Regions from separate parts of the Homo sapiens genome. Here region 1 is linked to region 2. A link is a loop called in an ENCODE intact Hi-C map of the cell type or tissue named here. Cell type or tissue: HepG2. All regions are shown on one strand.

Region 1 (2,500 bases), 78 kb after region 2:
TGGACTGTGACGTTTACACACTGTCTTTATGGTTTTCATAGACGTCTAAGGATGATTCATGCTTGCTAGCATGTAGCTAACTCTCAGGTCCAGCAAGAATGTCTTTGGACAGTCTTCTGTTAAAGCAAATTTTCTTAGGCAAATTCATCTGCCGCTCATGTCAAACAAAGCTTATTGCTCATTAAGAGGGAAAGTAACACATAGATAATGAAATGTCAGTTCTCAATGACAGGGAACAAAAGAGGGTTTATGTATAGCAGCTTCTAACCCTATCAGTGACATGGATGATTTGGAGACTTTTCCTGAGGGTTGCCAGGCATGAACTATTAATCAGAAACAATAACTAATATGTCTGAGAAGAAAGCAACAAGAAAACTGTCCCGTAGCAATTAGACAAGGCCAGACAACAAGACTTGACTCCTTGAGAGGTCAAATTAGGAAAGAAGTACAAGACAGTTTCCAATAGAGGTAGCCCAAATAGAGACACTCTGGCAGCAGTTTACAAATGTGCGATTAAAAGTAATTTTTTTTCCTCACTCAAGGGAAAGAAATGAAGGCTACTCCCTGTTACCTATACCCCTCACATGCATTGTCTCACAGATAGCAGGGGGCAAGTGAAATATTGCAGGTCACTGGCACTGATGCATGGCCATATGAACTCAATCCCCTCCAAGTCCTCTCTCCAGGCTACAGTGCATGCATTAAAATGAATTTTGATCTTGCCACTACTCTGCTTAAAATCCTTCAATGACACCTTCATTGCCTTCAAAGCAAAACCCAAATATGTTATATAAGATCACTGATGGTCTTAACGACTGGATTTTTCTCCACTCCATCAAAGTATTTTGGTTTTCTATGAACATATTGCATTGTTCCAAATCTCTGGTCATTGCCTTGGTCTCCCACACTTTAATCCTTTAATCAATGAATTCTATGCTCAAGGACTTTTGGGCTTGAGGGGGAAGAAGAGCGAGCGAGAGAGAGAGATAATGAGAGAGAGAAGTCCAACTCTTGTGGTTGTCAATGGAGAGTCAATGAAAGAGTCTTTGAAGTTTTATTCTGAGGTATACATGGCGACCATGACATAGCTCCAGAAGATCATGAAAACATGTGCCCAAGATGGTTGGGCTACAGCTTGGTTTTATACATTTTAGGAAGGCATAAGACATGAACTAATACATGTAAGATGTATAATTGGTTTGGTGGATTCAAAGATTTTCTGATTGGCAATCGATTGGAGGAGTTATTATCTAAAAATCTGGAATCAATAGAAAGGAATGTCTGTGTTAAAATAGGACGTTGTGCAAACTGAGGTTTTACTAAGCACATGAAACCTCCAGGTAGCAGGCTTCAGAGAGAATAGACAGTAAATATCTCTAATCAGACCTAACAAAGTGTGACTCTTAATTAAGCTCTTCTGGATCAGGGTAAAGACCTAGAAAGGGAAGGGGATTCTCTACAGAATGTAGATTTTCTCCACAAGAAACAGTTTTATAGGGCCATTTCAAAATATGTCAAAGAAATGTATTTTGGGGTAAAATACTTCCATTTCTATCATGGCTTGCTGTCTGTCATATGATGCTATATAGAGTCAGGTAGGAATTTGGTGTCTTATTGCTACAGAGTCTGTTTTGTCAGGCTTAAGATCTCTGTTTTAATGTTAATGCTGGTTCATTGTGCCTGAATTCCAAAGGGAGAAGAGTACAGTAAGGCGTGTCTGTCCTGCCCCCACCCCACCACATCATTTCCATCATGGCCAGAACCCAGAAATAGATTATCAGGTTTACTTTGGAATGCCCTTGGCCAAGAGGAGGATCCATCAGTCAGTTGAAAGGCTTAGAATTTTAATTTTGGTTTATATGGTAGAAGTTGTAGGAGGTCAAATTCAAGAGTTTTCTATATGTTTACCCAAACATATGGAAAACTATTCAGCTAATTCACCATGAAAGATGGTTGAATAGGAATAGCTCTGGACTGCAGCTCTCAGTGAGATCAATGAAGAAGGTGGGTGATTTCTGCATTTCCAACTGAGATACCCAGCTCATCTCATTGGGACTGGTTAGACAGTGGGTGAAGCCCATGGAGGGCAAGCTGAAGCAGGGTGGGATGTCACCTCACCTGGGAAGTGCAAGGGGTTGGGGAACTCCCTCCCCTAGCCAAGGGAAGCCATGAGGGACTGTGCTGTGAGGAACAACGCATTCCAGCCCAGATACTACGCTTTTCCCATGGTCTTCGCAACCCGCAGACCAGGAGAATCCCTCAGGTGCCTACACTACTAGGGCCCTGGGTTTCAGGCACAAAACTAGGCGGCCATTTGGGCAGACAGCGAGCTAGCTGCAAAAGTTTTTTTTCATACCCCAGTGGTGGTATGAAATTGGGGCAGTAATTAATAGCCTACCAACAAAAAAAGCCCAGGACCAGACAGATTCACAGCCGAATTCTACCAGAGATACAAAGAGGACCTGGTACCATTCCTTCTGAAACTATTGCAAACAGTAGA
Region 2 (2,500 bases):
AGATTTAAAGAATTACAAGATGAAACAGAGCATAATAAATGCTCTCAACACAGAGGTGAAAACAGCTGCATTCTTCTGGGAAATCCGGGTGAGGCTTCCTATCATAGAAAGTAATGGTGAAAGAGACCTTCAGTGGTTGTTTAGGGAGATTCACAAGTCTGGCTCTTATGGACTATTTTAGAAATATGGCTTCAAAAGGCATCACTCCAAACCTACTGCTATGGTTTCGATGTTTGTCCCCTCCAAGCCTTATGTTGAAATTTGAGCTCCAGTGTTGGAAGTGGGGCCTAATGGGAAGTGTTTGGGTCATGAAAGCAGGTCTCTCATGAATAGATTAATGCCCTCCTTTTGGGGTGAGTGAGTTCTCACTGTATTTGTTCCTGCAAGAGCTGGTTGTTAAAGAGAGCCTGGCACCTCTCTCTTGTATCTTGCTTTCTCTCTTACCATGTGATATCTCCACACTCTAGCTCTCTTTTACCTTCCACTATGAGTAGAAGCACCATGAGGCCCTCACAAGATGCAAATGTTCAACCTTGAATGTTGCAGCCGTCAGAATTGTGAGCCAAATAAACCTTTTTTTCCTTACAAGTTACCCAGCCTTGTGTATTCCTTTACAGCAACACAAAATAGACTAAGACACCCAAGGAATCAGAATTTCTAGAGTGAAGGTATTAGGAGTCAGAATCATTAAAAAGTTCTCCTAGTGATTCAGATGATAAACTAGGCTTTGGGAGCCACTGATCCTATCAACAATCTACTCAATGCTAGAATTCTCTGAACAGAATTTCTTCAAGGTTTTGTTTAGTACTTCTAGAACACAGCAAGCTCACTACCTCACAGGACAGCCCTTCATGGGGAATGTGTAACGTGTAGGGTTTTGATAGTCAGAGGTGGAGGGTAAGGGTGTTTGAGGCAGAGTGAATATTAGAAATAATCAGAAAATAGAGGGAGATAAGTTTGGAAGGAAAACTTGGAACTCCTGCAGGAGGAAACCTGTGCCAGGATGAAGGGCTTGGAGAGCTGACTGCAGGAGCTCAAGTGAGGAGTAATAAGAGTTTGGATTAGAAGCAATAGGAATGGCAAAGAGGAGGAAAGAAAAAACTGCATTGCAGGGCTAGCCTACAAAGCTTGATGACTGGGAACGAGGATGATTCAAAGTTGATTCTTGGATTTTGAGGTCCTGGAGTACAAAAACATTAACCAGGACAGTGACATTAGGATCAGGAATAGGTTGAAAAGGCAGATTACAAATCAGATTTTGACATTTGAAAATGCATTTGTTTCTGTCACCTCCGACATCACTCTATCACTTGTCCCAGGGCAGAGTTTATCTATGACTCCCTGTGTATGCTCAGAGATTGGCACTGAGTACACTCTCAGAATGTCTGGTGAATGAAGAGCCACTGTAAGTGTCTTCTCCATTTGTGTCCTCCCTGCTTTAGTTTAGGACCTTATTTCTCACTTGAATCATTGCAGACTCAAGGTCCCTAGCTTATACCACTGTCTTTGTGTGTTTTAGAACAAGGCACCCCCTGCGGGTTTATAAATTAGAAAAAGAGCCTGCATTTAAATGAGTACAGCCCTTTGTTCAGGGCTTAGGAAGCAAAGTTCACCTTTGTGGGATGATAAACATATCCCTTCCTGCAGGAGGAAACTTCCTGTACCAGGATGGAGGGCTTAGAGAGCTGACTGCAGAGGTGGAATTTTAGATCTCACTCATTCCCTCAGCTGGCACAGAGCACCCTGGAAATGTCTCCCAGTTGGCCAACTTGATCCTGCCTTGCCATATCTGTCTCTTTTCCCCCCCCTAGAATTATTTCCTGAAGTACCTGCCATTTCTATTTCCCTCAGTCAGAGTGATTTTTTTTGTAATTCTAAAATGTAATCATATCATATCATATCACATTCTGCTTCAAACCTCTCCATGTTTCTCCAGTAGCTGCAGCATGAAGTCCAAAGTCCTTAACTTGTAACAAAAGTCCATTTACGACAGATTCTTCTGAGCCTCTTCTCCAGCAGCCACTCTCCTTCACCATCTTCCTCTTCAGCTGTAGTTCCCTGAACTGACACTGCACAAACAGGCTCCACTGCCCTCACTCCTGGCCCAACAGGCACTGCCCCTCCCCAGTGCCCCAGATGGCCAGACTGCTTCTCGTTTCTCCCAGATCAAGGAAGCTGTTCCTGTCCTAATTCCAGTGTAGATTAGCACCTGTCCCCCTGCACCCTTCCCTTCTGCACTGATACCTAGGACCCAGAACTTTCCAGGTTGTGGAGATTCCGCTTTCCTGTCTGTGACCTCCCTGAGGACTAAAAATGTGTTTTGTTTGTGTCTTTTCCTCTAGTATTTGGCTCAGTCTTGTTGAATGGACAAATGAAAATCTGACTTAGAGATAAATGAAAAATGTAGATTTTTTTTATCACCAAAAAACCCCAAAACCAAAACCCAGACACCAAAAAATCCAAACAACAACAAAACCCTCAAACCAAAGAAAAAAAAAAA

What was found. A loop is a pair of places that touch in the nucleus more often than their neighbours do. Peaks named below come from ENCODE experiments on the same cell type or tissue, not always from the same donor. Only the 100,000 strongest peaks of a DNase experiment are listed, where the experiment ranks them.
Region 1: a loop joins it to region 2, with 6 times the contacts of the local background. A loop is called at or near these places in 6 of 110 quality-filtered maps.

What each region holds. Positions count from the first base shown.
Region 1 is chr1:173,131,821-173,134,320 of GRCh38, reverse strand. No RefSeq gene overlaps it. Among named protein-coding and RNA genes, the nearest start is that of TNFSF4, 74 kb to the left of the region's middle. In HepG2, no CTCF peak of the experiment used is centred here; no DNase peak of the experiment used is centred here.
Region 2 is chr1:173,210,035-173,212,534 of GRCh38, reverse strand. It overlaps a transcript of TNFSF4 not described here. Among named protein-coding and RNA genes, the nearest start is that of TNFSF4, 4.0 kb to the right of the region's middle. In HepG2, no CTCF peak of the experiment used is centred here; DNase peaks (open chromatin) are centred at 1,534 and 2,054; H3K4me3 peaks cover 596 bases.